2 separate regions of the Homo sapiens genome follow, and region 2 is linked to region 1. Evidence: chromatin loops called from intact Hi-C (ENCODE). Cell type or tissue: IMR-90. All regions are shown on one strand. Each heading gives the region's core, and the rest is flanking DNA. Links, peaks and the distances in the headings are about the cores only.

Region 1 (5,379 bases), core at 303-5,302:
GAACAATAAAGCAAATGTAACAAAATGTTAATACCTGGTGAATCTAGATGAAGGGTATATGTGTGTTCAACTTTTCTGTCGATTTGAAATTTTTCCTTCCAGCTCTTAGGGAAATGGGGAAAAGAAATTTAAAATTTTAAATAAAAAAATTTTAAAAACAAAAATTTCCAAATAAAAGTTAGATTTTAAAAAAGCGCCCTATCTGTGGCAAGTTGCTGAAAGTACCTTGAATGCAAGACAGTGAATAGGAGACCAGGGTCATATGAATCCCAAGTTTTCTTTTTTGGAAGCAGTGATTGCTACATTGTTTTCCATTCCCAAAATTTTCCTAAATCTCAGCATAACAAATAGTTCTGCAGGATTTCCAAAAATGCCTAACTGTTTCCATATTTGGGACAATTTTTTCCTGGGTACCAAAACAAAAAAATAAATTTTCCCTGCCCTTCTGAGAGAGAATGAGGATATTAGCTTTCCGTGGCTTAGTGGGGATTTTCCCACAAGAAGTAAAAGGATGCCCTGATTTCTAGTCTCCCCAGTATAAACTCAGAACATGGCTCATCACAGAGAGTATTGCCAGTTGTGTGACTGGAGGGCTAGCAGTGCAATAGAGGAAAATGCAGCTTACCCTTCTAAAAGTTCTTTCCTTAGAACTCTAAACTCACTGAAATGCTGAGCCCAGTTTAAAGTCATGCAATTTAAGAGGGTGTGAAAAACTTGGACAAGGCTCTAAACTCACGAAAACAACTTCAGGATTAAAGGCTTGGAGAACAAGCTTTCTGAGGAAGGTCAGAGAGAATGAATGGGCTGTTTTGCTAGGAGATGAGCAACTATGTGGCAATTTAATGCTGGTTCTTCAGATGTACCAAGAGAATGGCAACCAGATGCTCCCTGCTGCCACGAGAACAGGAAAAGCAGAAACTGGTTTGCCTTAATGAAGGAATTCATTTCTGGGAAGGTTGTTAAAAAGAAGTTGGGCATCATCAGAGGGACCATTCTAGAGAACTAGACCCACTCTCAAAATGCTCCAAAACTTGATTGCAAATAAGTTGCTTTTTGTTTTGCTTTGTTTCGTTTTTTCATTCTGTTTTGTTTTGAGACAGGGTCTTGCTCTATCCCCCAGGCTGGAGTGCAGTGGAGCAATTACAGCTCACGGCAGCCTCAAACTCTTGGGCTCAAGTCATCCTCCCACCTCAGCCTCCCAAGTAGCTGGGACTACCACCATGTGCCACTAAGCCTGGCTTCAAATAAGTTTAAAAAATTAAAGCAATTTGTGTTATGAAAATGTTAATTAACCCAGAAAATTCCTAGTCTAAATGCCAGCTTAATCAGTAGATCCTTCTTTCATCTATCCATTTTTTTTTCTTCTTCTTTTTGTAACCTGCCTACCAGAGAAATGGGATGCCAAGGTCTTCCTTCGGGGATACAAATATTTCTTCATCACACAAATCTCTTGATCACAATGACGTGGCAGAAAGCTTGTTCTGAAGCATTGCTGTAAATTATATGAAAGCATTATTTAATGTGTTTGGCCTTATGGCTTCATCTTCCTAATTATGTTTATTTTGATAAGCATGCTAATCAGTCTGGGGTAAGAGGGTGAAGGTGGAAATTAGGATTATAGTTAAAATATGCCTGGGGCAGGAGAGCCTCTTGTGAGTAAACATCTAATCGTAATTCACATGAATTGCACATGAAGCCCATCAAGAGTTGGCACCACCTCAGATCTGAAATTGGCTCATTCTTCCTTCATCATCTTACTTTCTACCCTATCTCAGAAAAGTTATCGCTTTCCTTTTTCCAAGGGAGCATCTCTGTCCCTAACATGGCAGAAAGAAAGAAAATGTGACTGAAAAACTGATAAAAGGACTGAGGCTGGATGAGATTTTTGTCACAGAAGAGTTTTAAATGGAGTGATCCTATGGTCAAAGTGATGCGATTTTCTGTGAACAGCTGGACAAAGTGATACAAATGTGTTCCTAGCAGAAAAGCAGATTTAGATCCTCCCAAGAGCTCAGCAATGATGTATGGTGCCAATTACTGTTGTTTGCTTTTTGTTTTGGTTCATCTGTTTTTCTCTCGCTCACCCATACCCAATTCTGTCATTTACGCCAGGCTATTGTTTATGACAGTCACAGCTTTCCAAAGAACCCCCAATCCCTGCTAGTCCCCTTTCCAGCAAAACTGGAAACTCACAGGGCTTGCCCAGTTTTCCTTGCAGTTTCATGTCATGTATGTTTGGGAGCTGAGTCCCTCCTGAGGATGAGAAGAAAACAATTCTCTATGTAGTTATGTACTCTGGTATCGGCATTTATTTGGGGTTTGGGAAAGCCTCTAAAGCAATGAAGAAGGAAATCAGAAAAATCCCAGGCGTTGCATTTTGGTGGCCTTTGATCAGCTGGGAGATGGCTCAGGGCCTGCTGTCTTCTCTTTCTATTGAGCTCACAGCGCCATCTCTTGTCCTCCCAGGTAATTACAGGTGGCAATAGCTCTTGGAGCACTAAAGGATATTTCACTGGGCTCTAGAATCTTCGCACTCAGCATCAGGAGCTAGGCTATGAGAGCTATTGTCACCTGTAAACAGTATCTTTTTTTCTCTCACCAGGTGTCCTCGCAGGAGTGACATCGTCTTTAAATCCTATGTGGCAATCCCTGACGCACCGTCGTGATGCCCACGGAAGACAGGGTGACCTGGAAGTCCAACTACTTCCTTAAGATCATCCAGCTTTTGGATGGTTATCCGAAATGTTTCATGGTGGGAGCAGACAATCTGGGCTCCAAGCAGATGCAGCAGATCCTCAAGTCCCTCCGAGGGAAGGCCATGGTGCTGATGGGCAAGAAACCATGATGCTCAAGGCCATCCAAGGGCACCTGGAAAACAGCCGAGCTCTGGAGAAACTGTTGCCTCGTATCCAGGGAAATGTGGGCTTTGTGTTCACCAAGGAGGACCTCACTGAGATCAGGGACATGCTGGTAGCCAGTAAGGTGCCAGGAGCCACCTGTGCTGGTGCCATTGCCCCATGTGATGTCACTGTGCCAGGCCATCCTTGAGAAGACCTCCTTTTTTATTTTTTTGAGATGGAGTTTCCCTGTTGTTGCCCAGGCTGGAGTGCAATGGCACGATCTTGGCTTACCACAACCTCTGTCTCCCAGGTTCAAGCGATTCTCCTGCCTCAGCCTCCTGAGTAGCTGGGATTACAGGCATGTGCCACCACACCTGGATAATTTTTTTTTTTTTTTTTTGTATTTTTAGTAGAGATGGGGTTTCTCCATGTTGGTCAGGTTGGTCTCGAACTTATGACCTCAGGTGATCTGCCCGTCTCGGCATCCCAAAGTGCTGGGATTACAGGCTGAGAAGACCTCCTTTTTCCAGGCTTTAGGCATCATCACTAAAACCTTTGGGCACCACTGAAATCCTGAGTGATGTGCAGCTGATCAAGACTGGAGTCAAAGTGGGAGCCAGCGAAGCCACACTGCTGAACATGCGGAACATCTCTCCCTTCTCCTTTGGGCTGGTCATCCAGCAGGTGTTTGACAATGGCAGCATCTACAATACTGAAGTGCTTGACATCACAGAGGAAATTCTGAATCCTCACTTCCTGGAGGGTGTCCGCAACATTGCCAATGTCTGTCTGCAGATTGGTTATCCAGCTGTTGCCTCCGTACCCCATTCTACCATCAGTGGGTACAAATGAGTCCTGGCTTTGTCTGTGGAGACTGATTACACCTTCCCACTTGCTGGAAAGTTCAAGGTGTTCTTGGTTGATCCATATGCCTTTGCGGCTGCTACCCCTGTGGCCACTGCCACCACAGCTGCTCCTTCTGCTGCTGCAGCCTCAGCTAAGATTGAAGCCAAGGAAGAGTTAGAGGAATTGGATGAGGATACAGGATTTGGTCTCTTTGACTAATCACCAAAAAGCAACTAAATCAGCCAGCTTTATTTGCAAAACAAGAAAATAAAGGCTTACTTCTTTAAAAAAAAAAGTATATTTAAAAAAAAAAATATATATATATATATATAGCCAATTCGTGAAATAATTATATTTCATTTTAATGAAAAAAATTGGGGGGATGTTGTTCCACTTTATCTATTTTTTATTTTACTTTTTATTTTAGACTCAAGGGCACATATGTAGGTTTGTCACATGGGCCTATTGCATGATGCTGAGGTTTGGGGTATGATTGATCCCGGCACCCAGGTAGTGAGCATAGTACCCAATAGGTAGTTTTTCAGTCCTTACCTCTGTATGTCCCTCCCCATCTAGTAGTCCCTCTGGTAGATGTCTATTGTTCCCGCCTTTATGTCCATGTGTACCCAACGTTTCTGTTTGTTTGTTTGTTTGTTTGTTTGTTTTTGAGACAGTCTCGCTCTGTCACCCAGACTGGAGTGCAGTGGAGCAATCTCGGCTCACTGCAACCTCTGCCTCCTGGGTTCAAGCGATTCTCCTGCCTCAGCCTCCTGAGTAGCTGGGATTACAGGTGCCTGCCACCACATCCGGCCGATTTTTGTATTTTTAGTAGAGACGGAGTTTCACCATATTGGTCAGGCTGGTCTTGAACTCCTGACCTGGTGATCCACCCACCTCGGCCTCCCAAAGTGCTGGGATTACAGGTATGAGCCACCGCGCCCGGCCTCATGTGTACCCAGTGTTTAGCTACCACTTATAAATGAGAATATTTGGTATTTTTCTGTTTCTGTGTTAATTCACTTAGGATAATGGCCTCTAGCTGCAACCATGTTGCTGCAAAGGACATGATTTCATACTTTTCATGGTTTTGTAGTACTCCTTGGTGTATATGTACCATTTTCTTTATCCCGTTCACCATTGATGGGCACCTAGATTGATTCCATGTCTTTGCTACTGTGAGTAGTACTGTGATGAACATACAAGGGCAGGGGTCTTTGTGGTAGAATGATTTGTTTTCCTTTGGATATATAGCCAGTAATGGAATTACTGCTGGGTTGAATGGTTGTTCTAAGTTCTTTGAGATATCTCCAAACTGCTTTCCACACTGGCTGATTTAATTTTCATTCCCACCAACTGTGTATAAGCCTCCCCTTTTCTCTGCAGCCTTGCCAACATCTGTTTGCTTTTTTTTTTTTGTTTTTGTTTTAGTTTTTACTTTTTAACCTATTTATGCTGGAGATTGCTCTTTTTTTTTTTTAAACTAGACGTTGGGCAATGACCTTGAGCTGTAGGATATAAACAACTTCCACAAGCTTAGCGTTCCAATAATGGAACACTAGGCATAAATGGCCTAATAATAGCCATTCTGACTGCCATGAGACAGTATCTCACTGTGGTTTTGATTTGCATTTCTCTGATGAATAGTGATGTTGAGCATTTTTTCATGTTTGTTGGCCGCTTGTATGTCTTCTTT
Region 2 (5,379 bases), core at 280-5,279, 310 kb before region 1:
GAGGCTGAGGCATGAGAATCGCTTGAACCGGGGAAGCAGAGATTGTAGTGAGCGGAGATTGTGCCACTGCACTCTAACCTGGGTGACAGAGAGACTGTCTCAAAAAAACAAAACAAAACAAAAAAATTCAAGAAAGGGCACAGGTGCAGGTGTTGGGAAGAATTAGCGGGAAAGTAATCCAGGCCCCAAAGGAGGGACAAGTCCAGGTACTGAGGTGTCTCTCTTGTCTGGCTGTCCAGGAAAGGACGCTTTTCAACTGTATACTTCCTTTGTGGCAATTTCTCAGGCTGCTCAGGCCTAACTTCAGTGTGGAACTTCCGACACCACAGTCAGGTAAGTCTGGAGGCAGGTGGCAGGACAGGTGGCCAGCTCCTAGTTCCATCAAGGAAGACAGGGGTGATCTGCTGGGTGGGAACTTTTGGTGGCAGAGATAGCCCATGAATCTCGAGGTGACAGAGAAGATAGCTTCTGGCTATCCTGAAAATTAGCAATGGCTACACTTTAGAGAAAACGGGGACGGGCCTGGCAATGGTAACATTAGAGGGCTTATCTCAAGTAGTGCTTTGTACCTCATATTAGAGACATGGAAATGGGGGCTCAGTGCTGGAGTTCAGACTCATGTCTGACTGGCTCCAAGCCTGTGCTCCTTCTGTTATGCCCGGCTGTCTCCCAGGAAGCAGGGGGAGAGAAGACCCCCTATGCCACACTTGGGCCATCACGGGCTAGCTACTGGAGGAACAGGGGACTTGCACAGCTCTGCTGATATGCAGTTCAGCCTGCAGGGACCCCAGTAGCCACAACGAGAACAGCAGTATCATCACCATCTTGCATGGGGCCGTGGCTTTACTATCCTTTCCAATGAACCCTCATATACACCACACCATATGCCTATCGCAAATTTGTAAAGTCAGTTCATAAGCCCTTCAAGGGAGGGACCAATTCTGCATCTTTTACATAGCAACATTTAGATTACAAAGCCTCATCCCAAACAGTTACGGATCCCATATTACCGATACGAAAATTGAGGCTCAAAGATGCTGGACCTGAATCTTTTACCGTATCCAATACACTGATGCTAAATCAGTGGCGTTTAATAAGTGCTGACTGCCATGCCTGGACTCTTGGTAGCGCCCCTGACACGGCTCCTCCATCCGCACGTGGCCCTCCCAGTGAGTCATTTTGAGAGCGGCTGTCACTCTGCTTTAATCTGGCACTTTGTTTTCCTGCAGTTCAGCCTTCCATGCAGCCAACACCAGCAATCTCACAAGCTAGTCTGACTTGGAAAGCCACCCTGACATTTTCGGCTGGCCCAGACTCCGAGGTTGGAGCCCTGTGCGTGTGAGGGTAGCTGCTGGCGGGGTGTTTGTTTTCTATGGAATACAGACTTCCTTTGGGGAATTTAGGCATGCTCTCCTGTTTTTTTTTTTTTCTTTCCTTTCCTTGAAAAAAAAAAAAAAAAGGAGGCTACAATTCTAATCTAAGCGGCATCTGCTGACTTTAAAGAGCAAACACTTCATCCTTGCCCCAGAGTACCCTTTGCCACGACACAGAATGCCTTTCCAATCACTAAAACATCAAGGAGAAGTCATCAGTTTCAGCAGACACATTTTAAGTTTTTTTTTGGCCACAATTCCTTAGGTTTTTCAGTGGTCATCAATAAACCTCTATAATTCCGATTTCTGAGTTTCCTGATCCTAGCTCACTTTACGCCTAGAATTACAATAACCCAAGGGGCCAGGTTCCGACACACATGGTTTTACTTTTATGTTTGCAAAGCTGAGAAGCAGGAAGCTCTGATGTTTATTTTACTTTTTAAATTTATGCATGTTTAGCTATCTCCAAAGATGATATAAGGATATGTAAAGTAATACATAAAACACAAGGGAACAGAAGTAAGAAGTGCAGAGGTGCAACAACAAGAAGGGTAGGAAGAAAGAGGAGAACTAGAATGAGGCCCAGAGTAGAAAATGTACACGGTTGCAACCTACACGTTCTTTGCGCTGAGCCACACATCTGTCTGTAAAGTTTGCTAGCTGGCATTGTAGCTACACAAATAACAGTCATGTTTTATTTGAAGAGCAATTGTTCAGGCATAAACACAATGAGTCTTAAAAATAGCATCTATTTATTAAATGCCTACTATGTGCCAGGCATGTACTAAGCACTGTCTCTACACCCAGGAGGGGGGCCACTTCTCCTAAGCATGGCCTTCAGCTGCAATGTGTCCATAAATGGTATCATTTCCAAATCTGGGTTGAGATTCTCCTCTGCTCATGTCTTCTCAGAGTTACTATGTTCCAAGTTTCTGAGACCTGAAACGCACGATATTTTGAGTCTATCTTTGAGCAGCAGTTCACCTGGATTGTCACAAGTCCAAAGTAATCCTTAAGTTTGATGAAAATTAATTAAATAGTAAGAAAAATTATTTTGGGGCAATAAACACTACCTTAAAAGCTCTGCTGGCTCTATGTTGCTCCCCTCTAACTCTCATAAAGTCATCTTTAGAGATAGGCAGGGGAGGAGGCAGCAGAGGAGACAGGCTGAGGTGTCAGGCTACCTTGGTTCATTTCCTGCCTCTGCCACTTTCCAGCTATGACTTCAAGAAGTTAATCTCCCCGAACCTCAGTTTTCTTATCTGCAAAATGGGCATAGTAAGAGGATCTACTTTACAGGTTTGAGGAGAGGACAAAAGGGGTAATCCAAGTAAAGCTGAAGAACTGTGCTTGCCCTATTTTGATGCTCAAGCAACATTTGTGCTTTTACTTTTATTTTTTTGAGATGGAGTCTCACTCTGTCGCCAGGCTGGAGTGCAGTGGTGCGATCTCTGCTCACTGAAACCTCCGCCTCCTGGGTTCAAGCGATTCTTTTGCTCCAGCCTCCTGAATAACTGGGATTGCATGCATGTCCCACCACGCCCAGCTAACTTTTGTATTTTTAGTAGAGATGGGGTCTTGCCATGTTGGCCAGTCTGGTCTCAAACTCCTGACCTCAAGTGATCCACCCGCCTCAGCCTCCCAAAGTGCTGGGATTACAGTTTGTTTTTTTTTTTCTTATCAACTCTGGAGAGCAAAGTTGTCCTTATACATAGATACCATGATGCCAAGGAAAGGGGACAAGGACACAGACTTTCCTCTTCAAAAAGACCTCTACTTTTTCTTCCTTGCTAGGAATGCAAGTATCTGCAACTTTTCATTAAGGCTGGGGGATAAGAAAGAGCCAGTGAAAATGAGAAGGGCCAGCAAATATGTCAAGTGGCCGATAGTAGCTGCCAGTGTTTGTTGTTGCAACAGGACCTCGTGGATGGACGTGAGTCATTAACATTCCACTGATAGGGGCAAAACAATCTGTGCTGAAAAGGAAAGTCCAGGGGGTCACTGCAGTTTATCTTTGTTTACCTCCTGTTATGACTCATCTTCAGGGTCTGTTTCTCTTCTTAGGAGATGATTTGGCTCATTACCACGGACCTTCCTGGCTTGCTAACTAAGTTTCTATTTAATTGGTTTTTACAACATGACCTAGTTCCTGAGACTTCAGACTCTTGGAAGGCAGAATGTGGCAGGAGTGTAAGATCACCTGCACAGCGGCCAGAACATCACAGCAAACACACAACACACAGGTGAGTGTCTGCAAGCTGTCCACACCACTCTCTGCCAGGATAGATAGAGCCTTTGTCCAAATTCAACTTTCCACTCAGCTCTTCCTTGGAAAACACCGGGTAACCTTTCTTATCACTATCTCCAGTTCAGGTTATCTTAAAATAAACCAAATACTGATTAAGCTCCCCAGGGCCAGCCAGATCACTTGTATATCACTTCTTCTTCCTTGCAGTTTCCCTTAAACCACACAATATAGAAGCATGGAAGCTAAGAGTGCACACTTCTTAGTGTGGCACAGCAGGTGGGACAGGTCATTGGAGGTGGAATTCTGGTACTACACAAGTTATTTTTGACTTCTGTGCTTCTATTTTCTCATTTTTGAAAAATGGGTGTAGACAACATTGCTAAAGCCCTTTTGAGAAAAAGAAGCTAAGAACAGGGCATCAAACTGGCTTTTATTGATTCACCCATGAACAAGTTGTGCCTTTACACTGTTGTTATTTGTAAGGAATCCTGGGTATTTGGCATTCCTGGAATATTCTATTTAGCTACCTTGGGGTCCAAGTTCCCTTTAACTGGGGGAGAAGAACTTTTCACCTGTTTCTATGCATGCTCACAAGGATAAGCCTCCATGATGGCAATTTTGGCTCTGTTTCAGATAAAAATTCATTTAGTAACATATAAAGGATATCAAGTCATGAAGGCACTACATAAATGTAAGTACAGCTTAAGCCAGAGCTCACTGACTCTCCATCTCATTTTCATCTGCCAGCATCATTGGACCCGAAGTCATATGGAAGCCACATTTTAAGCCTAAGGGTGTCTAAATTGATTTGACAAAGCCATCAGTCAGTTCTATCCCTTTCTTCCTAGACTCATTTATAAGCACCACTTAAAACCAGATGCCACTAGCAGTGAGGACACAAAGCAGCAAGTTTTCAGAGCACCGAGTTTCTCCACTGGCCATTAGCAGTTAGGCTGGAAGGGGGTTCAGAGCCACAACTACTGAAAGTCTCACTCCTTGAGTTTGGAAGAGATAATGAACATTTTCCTGAACATTCAACAAACATGGTCAAGGGGGCTGGGGATTCCCAAGATCAAAAGAGGGATCTGTCACAAGATCATTATGTCCAGAATTGTTGGGCACAGGGGTGTGCTGTCTCCTATGTCACTGTCCGTGGTTCTGAACCCAGCTGGGCAATTCTCTGGGAAGTTGGGGGCGGAGGAAACTTGCACCCATTCCTAGGCCCTTGGTGAGTGTCCTGAGAAAGAAGGAGATGATACATTGTGGACTGGGGCATAAAACAGTGTTAATCAACACTTTGTTTCCACCCCCATAGCAGGCACAGTATTCAGTCAGTTTTTACACACATTTTGATGTTAAAGTAATGATTAAGAGAACAAAGCTGGCTGGGCACAGTGGCTCACTCCTGTAATCCCAACACTCTGGGAGGCCGAGGCTGGCAGATCACTTGAAGTTAGGAGTTCAAGACCAGCCTGGCCAACCTGGTGAAACCCCATCTCTACTAAAATTACAAAAATTAGCCGGGTGTGACGACGCACGTGCCTGTAATTCTAGCTACTTGGGAGGCTGTGGCCGAAGGATCACTTGAACTTGGGAGGCAGAGGTTGCAGTGAGCCAAGAACAAGCCATTCATAAAATAACTATAAACAGAATTCTAAATCAATTGTTTGTTAATGGATCTTCTCTTGTCATCATATTCACTGCTGTCTTCAGCTATAACTCATGTTGGCTGTATGTTAAACTTGGCTATTTTCTAAT

The links. A loop is a pair of places that touch in the nucleus more often than their neighbours do. Peaks named below come from ENCODE experiments on the same cell type or tissue, not always from the same donor. Only the 100,000 strongest peaks of a DNase experiment are listed, where the experiment ranks them.
Region 2: a loop joins it to region 1, with 7 times the contacts of the local background. A loop is called at or near these places in 2 of 110 quality-filtered maps.

Annotation. Positions count from the first base shown.
Region 1 is chr18:59,821,360-59,826,738 of GRCh38, forward strand. It overlaps the pseudogene RPLP0P12. Among named protein-coding and RNA genes, the nearest start is that of PMAIP1, 76 kb to the right of the region's middle. In IMR-90, for the core only: a CTCF peak has its summit at 2,457; a DNase peak (open chromatin) is centred at 2,442.
Region 2 is chr18:59,513,203-59,518,581 of GRCh38, forward strand. All of the region lies in intron 2 of CCBE1 (collagen and calcium binding EGF domains 1), which reads right to left. Among named protein-coding and RNA genes, the nearest start is that of LMAN1, 160 kb to the left of the region's middle. In IMR-90, for the core only: no CTCF peak of the experiment used is centred there; DNase peaks (open chromatin) are centred at 1,259 and 3,319; H3K27ac peaks cover 2,578 bases.